2 separate regions of the Mus musculus genome follow, and region 2 is linked to region 1. Evidence: chromatin loops called from intact Hi-C (ENCODE). Cell type or tissue: left cerebral cortex. All regions are shown on one strand.

What was found. A loop is a pair of places that touch in the nucleus more often than their neighbours do. Peaks named below come from ENCODE experiments on the same cell type or tissue, not always from the same donor. Only the 100,000 strongest peaks of a DNase experiment are listed, where the experiment ranks them.
Region 2: a loop joins it to region 1, with 6 times the contacts of the local background. A loop is called at or near these places in 4 of 42 quality-filtered maps.

Annotation. Positions count from the first base shown.
Region 1 is chr7:112,311,014-112,319,013 of GRCm38, reverse strand. Mical2 (microtubule associated monooxygenase, calponin and LIM domain containing 2) reads right to left here. Exons shown (of 26, transcript NM_001193305.1): 7 at 7,543-7,698; 8 at 3,942-4,042; 9 at 371-628. Among named protein-coding and RNA genes, the nearest start is that of Micalcl, 60 kb to the left of the region's middle. In left cerebral cortex, no CTCF peak of the experiment used is centred here; DNase peaks (open chromatin) are centred at 534, 2,531 and 3,047; H3K27ac peaks cover 2,798 bases.
Region 2 is chr7:112,238,601-112,246,600 of GRCm38, reverse strand. All of the region lies in intron 2 of Mical2 (microtubule associated monooxygenase, calponin and LIM domain containing 2), which reads right to left. Among named protein-coding and RNA genes, the nearest start is that of Mical2, 17 kb to the right of the region's middle. In left cerebral cortex, no CTCF peak of the experiment used is centred here; DNase peaks (open chromatin) are centred at 1,677, 4,808, 7,041 and 7,654; H3K4me3 peaks cover 686 bases; H3K27ac peaks cover 5,863 bases.

The DNA of each region.
Region 1 (8,000 bases):
TCATAGGGCCACCCAAATGGGTTAACAGGTCCCAACCATGCTGAGGAGGTCTATATGTTCTGAGGCAAAACAGTCGTGGGCTCTAGAACAGGCCTGGTTAATTCTGTTCTTCAATCTAGATGCAGCCCTGAAGAAGCTGGAAATGGGAGAAAAGGTTTCCTATACAGGTGAGCTGACAAATCTCAAAATTCAGCCAAAAGGGCTGGCTCCCAGGCCAAGATGGTCTTGGTAGAGGTCTGCCCTTTTTTTTTTTTTTTTTTTTTTTTTTTTTTTAGAACCTGCCTTTCTCTGGGATGTTGTTGGCAGAGGCTATGAGCCTGAGAACAGATCCATAGGTCTGAATTGTAGCATAAATGAAGGCAGGTAGTACCTCAAGCAGGCTGTCGCCCACAAGAGCCACGAGCAGCTGGTGTGCCTGGCGCTCACGCATCAGAGCTGCGTTCTCTGAGGCATACATGGAGGTGAAGTCGAACATGGCCACGTCAGGCTGCCCGTTGTGATTGATGGCAAAGTCTAAGGATGGCAGCTGGTAGTTGGTGGCAAAGTCAGCGGCTTCTCTGGCGTAGGAGAGCAGGTTGTCCTGGTTCACATTCTCCGAACACAGCAGCATCTCTGTGTCAATGTAGTCCTGAGCAAGACCAAGACATATGTCAAACCCTCCCTCCTCTCCAAAGGCCTGCCTTCACACCCACTGTGGATCAGAAGGCCATGGGATGGATCTGTGGGTACTGAGACTACTCCAAACAGAAATGGAGGCTCTGGGAAATGAATCAGTCTGTAAAGCATTTATTGTACAAACATGGGGACATGAGTTCAAGCCCCAGAACCTACCTAAGAAGCAGGCAGAACAGTGTGTGATTAAAATCTCAGTGCTGCGAAGGCACACACAGGAGGATCCCTGGGAGTCCTTTGCCAGCCTGCTTAGCCTAACCTAACTAGTGAGTTCCTGGCCAGTGGGAGACCTTGTCTCAGAAAACAGGATGATGGCTCCTGAGGAATCACTCGTGAAGTTGACATCTATGTGACTTCCCCAGAGATGCACATATGTGCATGCGTGTCTGCAGAAGTGTGTGTGTGTGCTCGCACTTGCACACATGTGAGCCTAAACTAGAAAATCAGAGCCAAGGAAATAAGCACACGGTGCAGCCATGGTGGTTAGCACAGTTGTGATTAAACACCCAGTTTGGCTTTGGGCTTCCTGGCATCCAAGGCAAAGGGAAAATGTGATATGGGCTTCCCTTATCAGAAAATGAGGCACAGCAATTCCTCAGAGGAGGTGAGTGTTTCCTGGCACCGAGTGCTGAAAGATCTATCTCGTGTAGGAATTTAGACAGAGGACCCTGGGAACTGTAATGAACAGTGAGTGTACTTGATAACGGCCTCCCAGCAAACAAGGAGCACGCTGTGCATGGCTGGTTCTGGCAATATCTTCAAGTACAATTAAGAGACAAAGGAACAAGCCAGTAAATGTGATTTGATAATGGATGGGGTTAGGCTACTAGGGTCCAGACATGCTGTGATTCGGGGTCAAGTAAGACTAGAAAAAAGGGTGCGTGTGCCAGGCTACTCTCTGACTCTCTATCTGGACGCGGTTGTTCACTTTTCAGTGATGCTGGGGATATCTCCGCTGTGAACATGTGCATTGTCTTGCTCCTTTGCTTGAGCAAGGATGCCTGTGCTTGGATAATGAGAGAATCCGTTCTGGCAATGCAGCCAAAGAGTGTCAGAGGATGGAGAGAAAAGATTAGAAGGTTTCCAAAGTCTATTCTGCTCATCTTTGGCAGAGAAACTTCAAGGCCACCTTCCCCAGAGATAATGCAAAGGGTAAAATTCCACTGATAGAGTGCTCCCCAGTGTGCGTGAAAAGCCAGGGTTCAGTCTCCAGCACTGACTAAAACTGGGAGTGGTAAGGCACACCCACAATTTCGGTATGTATGAGATGGAAGCAAAAGGAGCAGGAACTCAAAGCCATCCTTGGCTACAAAATGAGTTCAAGGCCAGCCTGGCACACGTGAGTCCCTCTCACAAGTGGAATCTGGGCATGTTGTTTAGCTTGATTCTGAGTCTCCCTTTTCTCATTCACAGAAACATAATTACAAGATCTCCTTCTTAAATCTGGAGTGGGAATGCACACATGCAATGCCTGCTGCTGTGCCTGGCACATAGAAGGTGATATTGCTGTCCCTACTGACTCATAATGCCATGACTGGTGGTGTACAATGAGATGCTAATAGGATCCGCGTAAGGTGCTGGTATGGGAGGTCTCAAGACATACGAGTTCCTCTAGAACTGGAGTGACCTTCTGTTTGCATTTCCTGGGGAACCATGATTTCAAATGCTCTATTTTGGAAAATCAAATACCACCCCCACAAGATTATACTCAGCATTCTCCCACTAGAAGACTGAAGAAGCCACTTCCTCCTGAGAGAAAAAGAGGGCACAACACACCAGACTGAGCAGCCAGCTGTGAGCTGGCAGACTTAGAAGTCTAGTGCTCATCACAGCTGGTATGTGAGGGGGTGGGTGAGGCTAGTTTCATCTGACCCACCCACAGCCTCTGCCCACAACCCATGCTCTCAGCAGAGGCATCAGCCAAGGTGGAGGAGGCCCAGGGGAGGCCTGGGTTACTCATGCTTCCAGGCCAGATGCCAGTACAAGCTGGCAAGAAGATAGGCACACTGTACTCTGGCAAGCAACACCGAGTGGTTCCAGTCCAGGCTAGGACCTGGAGGCTTGGCCTGGGGCTGGGGCTGGGGGATCCTTATCTTGAAGCCCGGGAGCTCTAGAAGGATGCCTGACCAAAGTCCCCTCTTCCCCACCTCCTCTTGTCCATTTTCATTCATCCATATATATGTGTAAGCACATGTCATATGCATGCAGTGACGGTAGAGATCAGAAGAGAACATTGGATCTCCTGAAACTGGAGTTACAGTAGGTTGGAGCCACCTAATGTAGGTGAGAGTAACCAAATTTGGGTCCTCTAGAGGAACAGCAAGTGCTCTTAAGCTCTAAGTCATCTCTCCAGTGCCATCTTGTCTTCTCTTATACTTGACAATGTATGCGCAACCTGGGGCTCATGCCTGCAGACTCAGCACTTAGAAGGCAGAGGCAAGTGGAAGGAGAGTTTGATAATAGCCTGGGCTTCATGAGATATTAATTAGCTTAGAGCAAAAATTAAACAAGAAGCAAAGCCACAGAGTGAAACCAAGGAGCCAAAGGAACAGAAGAACAAGCATCCAAACAAGGCTGGGTGTGGGAAAACCTTGGAAACCACCAGGCCCTGTACTAAATGTGATGCATGTACATGCCTGTGTGTGTGTGTGCGCATGCGCGTGTACAATCCTCATGTACCCCCTACCCACTACACAGTCATGTCTCAAGAACCCTCTTCTTCTCTTCAGACAGGAATTATTCTACTTTGTAGACATAAGATTGAGATTCAGAAAAAAAGTCAACAAAAAAAAAAAAGACCAACATCTTGGCCACCATCTTGAGTTAGCTCATGGCAGAGCTGGGTCTCTGCTCATCTCTGACACAACAGTGAGTACCTCCCTCCCGCCCCCCATGGCAAAGGAGACACAGCATGAGATTCCTAAGTGATAGCATCTCTATGTTCCACAAGGACAAGGAGTCCCATCTCCAAGTTCATGCGACCTCCTAGTGAAGGCATGGGGCCAAATGAATGACATTTGAGGAATGGAAAGATTCAACTGATCGTATTCTGGGCACATCACGGCAAAGGTCTCTCATCGCATATTTGAAACATATCTGTGTGGCTGGGTAGTCACACAATGCCAAAAGCAAGGAAGGTGGCAGGCAGTCTCTTCCCCCCTGGTGTGGGTCCTGGCAGGACAGTCATCTTCTCCCACATCTGCAGATGTTGCCAGTCCATGCTGCCCAGGGGAAAGACAGGTAAGAAATCCCAGCCAACAGGTACATACATTAAGGATGACGCCCTTGTCCAGCAGGCTCTGCTTCTTGGCTGTCATGACAAAGTAGTGGGTACTGTCCTTATAGTAAACAATGTTCTCGAGATCAATCCCTGAAAAGAGAAACATCTAGACTCAGTTTACCAGTCTGCACCTTGCTCCATTCCAGGTCTCATTATGGATTTGCAGAGGATGCACTTAAGATAAATAGTAAAGACATACCAGGATATGGAAGGTAGAAGAGAGGACCAGAGCCCACCCAGGTCAAAGCAGCTAGCTTTTATGCTTGCACAAAGACATGTTCAAAAACAACACAACGAAACAGGCATACAACCACCACAGGTGTCCAGTATTCCAAAGTTAAATCTAGGCAGACAGTGTCAGGGGAAGTACTGGACAGGACCATGGATGCTAAGCAAAAACCAACTTTGAACCGAACTGCATGGCTCAGGCCCCATCTACTGTGTGTAGTAGCACAGAGCATTCTCTACCATGTCCTAGCTTGCAAGAGAAAACCCAGGTCAACAGAACAACACTGCAAGGTTAGAGGCCTAATGGCATCTTGGTGTGTGTGTTTGTATGTGTGTGTGTGTATGTGTGTGTGTGTGTGTGTGTGAACCTGTGTGTATGCCAGAAGGCAGCCAAGGCTATCATGTGTCAGGTGCTTACTTTCTTCAGACAGGGTCTACCTTCTTAAGACAGGGTTTATCACTAACACAGAGCTCATCAACAAGACTGGCCAGCCAGCAAGCCTCAGGGATGCTCCTGTCGCTATACCGTAGAGCTGGGATTACAAACTTACACTACTATGCCCAACATTATATGTGGGTCCTGGGAATTGAATTCAGATCCTCACTGGAGCCATCTCCCAAGGCCCAGACCCCCATCTTTTGTTCTCTCCATGGACAGCAAATCATTCATTCATTCATTAGGCTTCTGCATTTAAAATCATGCTACGAGGTGATCACTCAGCTCTGTGTTCTCAAGAGGGATGCAGGGAAGCTCAGCCAGAGACACTGGCTTCACCTGAGAACTTACTAGAAGGTCAAATTTGTGTGGGTTGCTGAATTAGAAAGCTGGGGTAGGGCCAGCACCCCGAGTCTCCAGCTCCCTGTGTGACTCAGATGTTTACTAGAGCCTAAGACTCTCTGGATCAGCTCATGTGAAGGGAAGTGACAGGCACGCAGTGACCTCAAAGCATCCACACAAGGTGTACTGGGTAACCATAGTAACATCCCTATTATTACAGTAAAATAGGAAACAGCCGTGCATGCAGAGGACCCCCAAGAGATTCAAAGGAAATTTATTGCTGTCACTGATGTGAGACAATGACTTACAGTGGCAACAACAGCCAAGTTTAAAGGAAGCGTGTGAAACCTTTGGAGAAACACACATAATGTCTTGTCGTAATCCCTATTTGATGGTCTGTGTATTTATTTTCTTTCTTTCTAAGGGGAAGGAAGGGCTGGAAAATTAAGTATTAAATCATTCAAGGGATATTATTCTCTGGAAAGGAAATATTAAAACTTGTAATAATAAATTGTGGAGGCTCAGAGGGACATAAGATGGCAAATACCACTGTGACCAGCAAGAGGCAGGGTCTGGCTCAGCGGCTCAGCTGGTTCCTAGAAGCTGAGCCTTAGAGGAAATGATTCCATGGAAAGCGTTACCCTAACAGGAAATTCACAGAAGGTGGAGATCAGAGGCCAAGGCTTTAAGCGGACATGTGTGTCTTTCTCTGTTCCAAATACTCATGATGGAATCGGCCGTAGACAGCAGTAGACAGAATGCATATCTGGGACTGTGGTGTGAAATCAAAGCCCTTGCTGAAGGACACTGAACCCTGAATGTCCTATCATCTCAATGTATCATGAAACACGACCCTTTTGATTTCCTCATCCCGCTCTGCCCCTTGAGTATAGAAAACCATTCCCATCTCAAAGGCCACATGGTCTTCCACAGTCCTCAGGCTTGGATGACGAGAGATGCCACAGTCCCCCAGACCTACCATCACAATTTAAGATAGGATACTAAATGAGAAAATGAGAAATGTGGGTGATATTAAAATGTGCTAAGAAAAAGAGGAGGAGGAAGAAGAAGAGAAGGAGGAGGAGGAGGAGGGAGAGGAGGGAGAGGAGGAGGGAGAGGAGGAGGCAGAGGGAATGGATACATTGATTAGAACTGGAGCCACGTGAAATAAGCATGTAAGGCTCTGAGGGAAAATGTCAGTAAAACACCAGGACAGACTGGACAGAGTACCGATAGCTTTCACTTCTCCTATAGTTGAGGTTGGCCTCAAAGTGACTATGTAGCTGGTGCTAACCTTGATCTTCCTGCCTCTACCTTCCAAGTGCTGGGATTACAAGCAAGTGCCACCATACCTGCTGAGACTTCATTTAACATTATCATTGCACTGGCTTTTCAAGGAACAATGCCCATTTTTGGTCAGGTTAGAAAAAGGCCAATTCTTCTTTGTTTCTCCTCTCCTCTCATGAGCATGAGTTGCTCGTTTACTGACTATCTGACCACAGAGAATATGTCTTCTTGGTTTGCTGATCTGCCTCAGGCTATACACCCAGTGTTTGCAATGTAGCATGTATTCAAAAGAATATCTGTAAAGCTATTGAGCCAATACCTTCTGTTCTGTGTACATGTGGTTAGGTGACAACTGTTGGCCAGAGCATGGTGGGTGGGAGTGGGGTGGGGTCCTGGTGTTGTCTCATAGGGAGGGGCAGCTGATGTACTGTGTAAAGCACCTGGGGTCCATCAGGTTCTCCCCTCAGATTATAAGCTCCCTCCTCAGAGTGTCCCCAGCATCTCATGTTGACCTTGGACACAGCTTTCCTGACTATCTTGTGTTACAGTGCTTTATGTGGGTACCCTCTTTGGATAGGGGAAACTCCAGAAGGGGTGGGGCTAACATTGTCTTTGTACTCCACACTGCTGAGCACTGACACAGGACAGATAGTCAGTTTATGGCCATTAACTATCAGCAAAGTCTGTTGTCTATTTCTACATACAACACTTAGTACATTCTCTCGAGAATCCCTCTTGTCCTTGAAGGACCTCTGGACATTCACCGGATGCAGAGAAAGCTTTGCTCCTTTCTCCATTTCCAGCAAACATTGGAAGCCAACAGGTCTATGAACAGTTCAGAAAGCTTGGACAAGGGACTAGGGAGATGGCTTAGTCAGAAACAATGCATGATCTGCAAGTACTGCAGAATGAGATTTGATCCCCAGAATCCATGATGTGGGGGAAGGCAGGCATGTATGGTATTATAACCCCAGTGCTGGGGAGGCTGAGACAGATCCCAGGCCCCCCCCCGGGCATTTAACCTAGCTTACTTGTTGAACATTAGGCCAGTGAGAGGCCTTTGCTCAACAACAGCAAGAAAAGTGGACACCATCTGAAGAATGATGCTAAAGGTTGTCTTCTGGCTACCACATATGTGTGCATGCATGCACGCACGCTCTCTCTCTCTCTCTCTCTCTCTCTCTCTCTCTCTCTCTCTCTCTCACACACACACACACACACACACATGTTCATATACACACACATGCACTCACACATACACTGTGAATAGGGTCTGCTTTAGAGATGAGGCTCTCACCTGTTTCTTCCTTCAGGTCCTGGAAGAACTTCTGGTTGAAGATGAAGGCAACACCACTGATCTCCTCCACCTTGGCCTCAGCTGTGCTGTTCCTGTTTATGAAGTTGGCGGTGATGGCGATGGCCAGCTTCCCTCGGAACTCTTTCCTCCTGAAGCCTGCAGAAGGGAAAGGTAGATGCGTCAGTTCTCTGGATCCGGTGGCAAACTCAGCAGCACTGCTGAGAACACTCTTCTCGGTGTCCCACAGGCAGTGGGGACAGGGGCTCTGGGACAGGCAGGCACTGGGCTTGTGCCCGCAAGAGGCATTTTGAAGTCAGTAGGGCTCTGTTCTTTTCTATACTGGACCACACACCCTTCTTCCATATCCACAGACCAGTGACCGAAGTGATCTGTGCAGCAGGTTACCACAGAGCTCAGCCCTCTGCAGACATGCTGGGTATGCCACTGAGCACACTCTG
Region 2 (8,000 bases), 72 kb after region 1:
TCCAGGCCCACACTTGTTCCTTGACACAAAGCCTCCTTTTGTGATCAGTCAGAGTGAAGAAATGCCATCTCCCGGGAACTTGACCTCGTGCCAGGCAATATCTAAGAAGCAGAAGGCTTCTGGTCCCCTGTGGATCTGATTTGGTGGTACACGTGCCCTGGTGGACCCCAAGAGCTTGAGAAGCCCCAGGGAAAGGAACTCAGGGGTCTTCCTCTCTGATGTTCTCCACATCTAGCTGCAGAGTCAGGGTCTTCCCTAAGGACTCTATGAACTTAGACGAGGCTTGGAGTGTCCCTGGCACTCAGGAAATACTTGTTGAATAAAGGCTGGGGTGTGGCTCAGGAGGGGAGTTGTTTGCTTGGCATGTGCAAGGTTTGGGTTCAATCCTCAGTACCATTAAGAAAAGGGTGTGGGGACTGTGTGAATTTAGAACCTGTATGTACTGGAGCATGGCTGGCTCCGGAGCCACTTGGTATGAGTTTAGTTAGAGACACCAAGGCAGGTTCAAACCAAGCATGCAATAAGTGAATTTTCCACACCCCAGCCTGCTGGACAGAGGACAAAGACTCAGATTTTGAGCCAACTCTGGGATTTACCTCAGGCAGCCAGGAGCTTCCGATTGAGCAAGAGAAACGCCTTCATTTAAAGTTTTCCCAGTCAACATTTGCAGCTCTACAGTCTGGTTCCTTTACTTTAATATAGTTAGTGGTTCTTGGAAAAGCTGTCTCTGAGCTTCAGTTTCTGATCTAAGCTGCTGCTAGGGGCTGAGAATGCATCCCACACCACATAAAACCAGACGTAGTGGGGTGCCCGTAATCCCAGCACTTGGGAAGTAGAGGAAGGAACCTCAAAAGTTCAAGTTCCTCTTCAGCTACATAGTCAGTTTGAGGCCAGCCTAGGATCCATGAGTCTCTGTCTCAAAAAATTTTTCTTTTAATTTATAATTAACTTAATTCTAGTACTCACTCCATAAAGACAGTTTGAGGGTTAAATGAGGTAATATGGTAAAGGACTTAGCCTAGCACTAGTTTTCAGCATATACTTAGAGGTGACATAGCTGTTACTGCTTCATTAGATTGGGTGACAAGGGACACACCTGGAACCCTCTGACTGACATAATCCTTCCAGAAGAGGGAGGAGGCATTCTTGGGCAAACTAGTTAACCTTTATGCTTCAGTTTCATGGTGCATGAAAGATGGTCAATGCCACAGAATAAGAGTTACGTGAGAGTTACCTTAGAATATAGCAGCTGCCACTAAGCATGAGGTAAGCCTGACTTAGTATTCGTCCTTATCTTCTCATAACAGACTCCACCCCATCTCCCATCCCTCAACCCAAGATGCAGGCTGAGTATGTATGCAGTCTTTTCTGAAAAGCCCCCAGGAAGGTCTGGTGCCCCTAGGTCAAGTCACCGCTTAGGCTGGGTGGGATAATCTGGGAGCTGCCTGTAGCTGGGGGGTGGGGGAGTGCACTAGAAAGGGGACTATGGCCCAGGAAGTCTGTCAGTCAGATATTCTCCTCCTGGGGCTGGATTCTTCAGAGCCTCCCAGGCACCTTCCGACATACTCTCTTTTTATGTAAACTCCTGTCCCTTAAACAGAGAATCCTGACAAACAACAGCCCCGAACAGATGGCTGCTTTATCATCACCATATCATCCCAGGAAGGATCGCTAGCTGTCTAACCACAGCAAGACCCAGGCAACTGGGACAAAACAAACAAAGGCAGCAGGTGTCTGTAAGCTGCAGAGAGGGGTGGCCACTGCAAGCCCCTGGATACAAGAAACTGCTAGAACAAGACGGAGCAGCCTGGTCCTGCAGTCCCGGCAACAACCCGGCCTCAGACTTTGCCATCAGTGTCTAGAAAGTAGGAGAGAAAGATAGAAGGAAGCTAGAGTTGATTTTCATTGAATTCAAAGCGGTACCCCACCCTTCAAAATTACAATAGCTATTTAATATAGCTCTTTGGAGGAGGAAGAAAGAGGAGAGAAGAGGGGAGGAAGGGAAGAGAAAGTACCTTGTTGGAGTACTTGCGCTATTTGTAGGGCCTTACCCAGCCTACACCGGTGTCCTGAGAGTCAGCTGATCATTCGGCCCCCTTTCCAAATGAGGAGACTGAGGCTTACAGTGTTCAGTAGCCAAACTCACCAATCACATGGCTCCTGCCTCCACCTCCCCAGATCTTATTTTCATTCTAATCCCCCTGCCTGGGGTCTCCTCTCATGGATCATTTCTGTTGACACTAATCCCAGAGCTCAGAAAGGCTGAAGGACATTGGTGTCCTGCTGTGTTCTCTCTTCCCTGACCAGCTGGCACAGGAAGTGGCATCCCTCCAGGGGAAGGGACTGCCTGGAGGCAGACAGGAGAGGTGGCTTCAGCTACCCCATGTGTGTTTCAGGGCAAGATGCCTTCTCTCCACCTACGAATTTTTAATCTTGGGAGCTGATGAGATAGTTCAGTGGCTTCAGTGTTTGCCACCAAACCACGAGAACTCACACAAGTTTGACCCCAGTACCCACATGCAAATCAGACATAGTGCCACGGACTTGTCATCCCAATATTGTGGGAGCAGGCAGATCATTCACTGGCCAATAAGCCTCACTTACTTGGCAAGCCCCAGGCCAGTGAAAGATCTTATCTCAAAACACTAGATGGATGGCTCCGGAGGAATGACCCTCAAGACTTCTGGCCTGCACACATAAGCATACATAAGCACTCATGCATACATGAGCACACACACACACACACACACACACACACACACACACACACACACACTCCTGAACATTCACAGAAAGATTTTTAATCTCCAAGAGCTCCATGTGAGGCTCAGGGAACCACATGATCAAACCTGCCAGAATCCCATGGGGAGTTAGGGGGTTGTTTTTGTTCTCTGTTGTCTCTCCCAGGAGAGTCTGACTTACCAGGTAGAGAGACTGACTGCAGTGCCTGGCATGTGGTATTGAGCTCAACAAAGTTATCTTTGCTTGGGCTCACTGTCTCATTGCCTCCAGGCCAGCACCCCAAGATAATCTCTTTTTCTATTTTTAGATAGACTGATCCAAGCCTTCTAGTAGTCTCTAAACTCTCCCCAGGAAAGGAAGGTCTACCTTCAGGTAAGTTTTTTAAGTTGCCAAAAATATAAAATCTCTAGTTTGACAACACACACACACAAAAAAAATAACCAAAACCCACTAGCCCCCTCCTCTCCTGCAGCATTAGCCTCATGAACAAGCATGCTTAGCTGTCTGCCTCCTGGCTCTCATAAAGCCTAGCACCCTAGTGTACAGGGGTAACCCAGACAACCAGTTGGGGAAGGCCTGTCCAGACATAAACATTGCCTGGCACAAAAGGGGACACAGCCAGAGGCAAGGTGGGAGCTTCCAACATTTGCTGGAGAATGAAGTTGGAAGCTATAGTCGAATGATATGAACATTCTCCTGACATAGCAATTAGTTAAGAGGTAAGCAGTGGGCAGGGTCTACACTGTAAGCCAAGCTTGGGGGGTCATCACTGGCAATCCCCCAGAGGATATGCACATCTTAGAGCCTGCCTGACAGTGAGAGGGGGTAGCTACCCCCATTACAGGGATCCCACAGGTAAGTCATTCCATCCTTTTCCTTATGTCTCTCTGCCACTTAAACAATCTAAGAAACTGGCTTATCTTTCCTCATGGCCTGGTTTGGTTCACTTCTGCTGGTTGGTGAGAACTGGTGATGGGGTTGTAGCACTGCCTGGTATTGGAGGAAGAAGCACGGAAGCCAAGCCGGGACTGGGGCTCAGGAAGAAGAGGGGGGAGGAAAGGTGCCCCGTGGTGAGGCCATCAGGGACATCAGCTCTGAGTCAAGTGGTGACCTTTGCAGGGGGATGGCGTCTACTTCTAAAGCTGGAATGAGAGCTAACTCGTGCCTGCTTTTCTCCCCACTGTGACCAGATTCCTGACAGAGGCAACAGAAGGAGGGAAGGATTCATTTTGGCTCACAGTTTGAAGGAACCAATCCATCACGGTGGGGAAAGCATGACAACTGGGACTCCATCCATGGTGGCAGGATATTGATATACAGCTTATTACATCCGTGGTGGCAGGATATTGATATACAGCTTATTACACCCATGGTGGCAGGATATTGATATATAGCTTATTACATCCATAGTGGCAGGATATTGATATACAGCTTATTACACCCATGTGGCAGGATATTGATATATAGCTTATTACATCTTGACAGATCAAGATGTAGAAGTAGGTTTGGCCTAGAACCCTCAGTCACAGTTCCTACTGCCTATAAGGTCTGCCAGCCAGACCTCCTATCCAAAAGGTTGTCTAGCCTCTCAGAACAGTGCACCATCTGGGTGCCAAGAGCTCAAACTTCAGCCCTGTGGGAGATATCTCATATGCAAACCATAACAACTAACATGCTAAGATAAAAGCTGCCATATGTCAGCCCTTTCCAGTGAGGCTGGAACTGGGCACGGAGCACTGTTCACAAATCATTCCGTCCAATGCTCCCAACATGTGAGCAGGCACCATATGCTCTCTTCACATGAGGACATAGAGACCAAGAAAACCAAAGCATCTATATAACGTCACATACCTTAGATGGAGGAGAGCATGAGCCCTGGTCAGGCACACTCCACTAGAGTCCCAGCCTCTGCCCGGCTGCCTGGGATATGGCGGATGCTCAAAACATAACGCTGGGAAAGAGTGTTCTACTCCAGAGCTGGCTAAGTTCTGAACCAGGGACTGCTGGCTCCCCCATGGAGGCAGATGGAGAAGGGGTGGAAAGAAATGGAAAGAGCCTTTCTGAAGTAGGCAGTGCTGGAGCCAAGCCTGGGAGGAGGAGGATGGAGAGGGGAAGTGTTGCAGAGCCAAAGCTAAAACAGGGGCACTATAGGTAGCAGCACTGTGAATGCTAATGAGGCAGGCCAGTGTGGAAGCTGGGGAGTAGCAGTGTCTACCCTGCCGGTGGGTGGGAGGGATCTGAGCCTCTCCACTGGGAACAATTCTACTGGGACCTCTGTCACCTAGAGCCCGGAGGCCCTTCATCACCTGCTTCTTTAGTAAATTATGGAGTGCACTCACAGGCACATGCACTTCAAAACCCAGCGGCTTCTCCTCCCGTGGCCAAGATGAAAACTCAACTCCACAGCAGGAGTGTTTGAGCTTCCAGTCTGTGCTGCTCTGCTGACCTGCCAGCTCTGGATTCAAGCCCAAGCTGAGAATCTAAAAGGTTGCTGCGTGCATGCAAGGAGCCTCTAAGCCCCAGCGTTCAAGACTGCCAGGGAGAAGAAAGGGGTGCTGGCTCAAGCAAAACCAGAGGCTTGGAGTCTTCCCAGTAAGGGGTGGAGGGGGCTTTTCTTACTGCAAGCACTTCTTCAGGACCCTTCCATTGAGCTTAGCTTTCCTGCTAAGGGTCCCTGGGCCATGACATCCATTTTAAGGGCTGGCTTAGCCACATTATAGCTAACAGCATAATTACCTGTTTCTCCCCAAGAAGGAATCATCCCCATTGTTTCTGCTTCAGTCCCCAGCATCCTTTGAGCCTCACACTCAGATGGTCCCTCCTCCTCCTCAGTGAAGCCTGGGCCCCTTCCTTCCCCCTCCTCCTCCAACTTCAAGGTTCCCCAAAACTCTCTCTAGGCCCTACTGTCTCTACTCCTACTGGACCCTAAATGTCTGGTTCCAGCCCTGCCCTCAGACCACAAAGGGGAAATAGGGGTGGCCAATGATCAGCCGAGGCCAAGCTTTCAGTGTGTACTTGGTCTGAGAATGACAGGGCCAGAGAGCAAAGGGCGGGAAGCAAAAAGCAAGACTACATTAAGGTGTGCAGGTGCTCTGCCCTCCTCCCCAAGGGCTGAGAGATGATTCATTGCGGTGTGACCAACCTGAGACGATGTCCCAAGGCCTCCTGGGATGAGTAGGGACATCCAGTTCACTTCTTTTCACCTTAAGTCTTTGGACAAATGAAATTTAGATATAGCCCAGACTGGTCTTTAAGTTGCTGTAATCCACCTGCCTCGGCCTCTTGAGTTGAACATTCATGCATGGCTCATGTACTTTATTAAGAGTTGTTATTAGTTTTTTTTTATTTGTTTGTTTTGAGACAGTTTGTAACCCAGGCTAACCTAAAATTCACTGTGTAGCTCACATGGTCTTTGGACACACAACAACACTACCTCAGCCTCCCAGGTGCTGGTATTACAGGTGTGCACACAACATCTAACTTCTTGGCACCTTTCTGCTCATGAACACTCATAGGTCCAAACTGCCTCGAGCCAGACCCCAGTATGTGAAGGGGCATCTGCTAGTCTCCTCATCCTTTCATACTGACCTTTCATTGTTTCTCTTTCCTTGGATACAAGCTCCTGGGCTGAGAGATGGGGTCCTGTTATGTCCTGCTACTTTTTTTCCCCCTTGTTGTAAACCCAGAATTGGCTGGCTTGTTTTAGAAGAATAGAGCCATCTTGTAAATACCCATAGAATGACTGAACAGACCTTAGAATGTCCTGAGAAGGCTGGGCATGGAGCTCAGTTGGTAGAAGAAATGCCCGTCTACCTCGCTTGGAGCCCGGGGTTTGCCCTGAGCAAATGTATAAAGTCAGGTATGTGACTGTAATCCTAGCACTCAGAAGGCAGAGGCAGGGAAGATCAGGAGCTTAAGGTTATCCTTGGCTATATAGCAAAGTTCAAGGCCAGCTTAAACACATGCAACTTGTCTAAAACCAAGCAAAACGAAAACATCAAATCTTGGAGGTTCAATGGTAAAGTGTGCCTAGCGAGCCTCTGCCCTCCTGCTTCCCAATGCCTAAGTTGGAATAGATGGAAACTAAACTATGTCTGGCTTGTCTGTCCTAGGAGGTCTCTGGGTATCCTGCCCTGTCTTAAATAGAAGACCCTTCCCATATGTCCAAAGTCACTCACCCACTCAGAGGCTCTGCTTATTCCCACCAGCTCTCCCTGTCCTCCAGCATGCACAGAGGGAGGGAGAGATGCTCTCTGCTTCCTCCCACTTGCCATCTGCACTCCGCCTACCCCTCAAGATCCACATCAAACACTACTGCCGCCTTCTCCTCTCCTAGGAAACTTTCCAGGTCTTCCCAGCCCATAGAAAACATTCCTCGTACCAAGGTCTTCCCCCCTGTCATCTGGATAGTCATGAACTTCCTGGTGACTGAGCTGAGGTTTCTTAAATCCCCTGCTGCCACCGCTCTTGTTTATACACACGTGTTTCTTGTTTTTCTGGCACCATAGACCTTCTGGGAAGAGCTGCCAAGCCTGGTGGATGCCAATGTCCTCATAGCACAAGGAACAGGCACACAGTAGGTACTCCATAAATGTTTCACAATTCACTTCCCAATGTAAACAAGCCACCTTCTCATCGGCCTCTCCCTGGCCCGGCCTGGCCTGGCCTGGCCTCTCCCACACCCTGCATCTCTCCTCCCAGCCTAGCTGAAGCTTGCTTCTCTGCATAGGCAGCTGTGGACCTGTGTCTTCAAAGGTTCCTGGATAGGGCCCACCAGACAGTTTGCAAAGCACCACGGGTCTGGAAAAGTTAAGTGTCTGGTTCTTTCTGGCAAACCAAGGGTTCTGAGTGCTGACTCCTTCCGACAGGGAGCCTAACAGAGGAACCACAAGGAAGGAGGTGGAGGTGACATCAGAAACCAAAACTGAAGTCTCAGCTTGCTGAACACCAGCTCTCAGCCAACCCACATCACAAGGACCGGCAGAGCCTCCAGTGACTTTTTCTGTTTCAGACAGGACCTCACACTATAGCCCAGGCTGGGCTGGAACTCACTCTGTAGCACAAGCTAGACTTGATCTCCCAGGGATCCTCCTACCACAGCCTCCCCCTACCCTGCTCCCACCCCTCCCAGAGCTGAAATTACAAGTGTGAGCCACCAAAACCTGCTTTCCCGTTGTTACTTCTGCTCTTCCAGGGAGAGTCAGGTGGATGGAGGATGCGATGTCTTGAAGATGCTGTGTGGGGCCTGGGCTAGACTC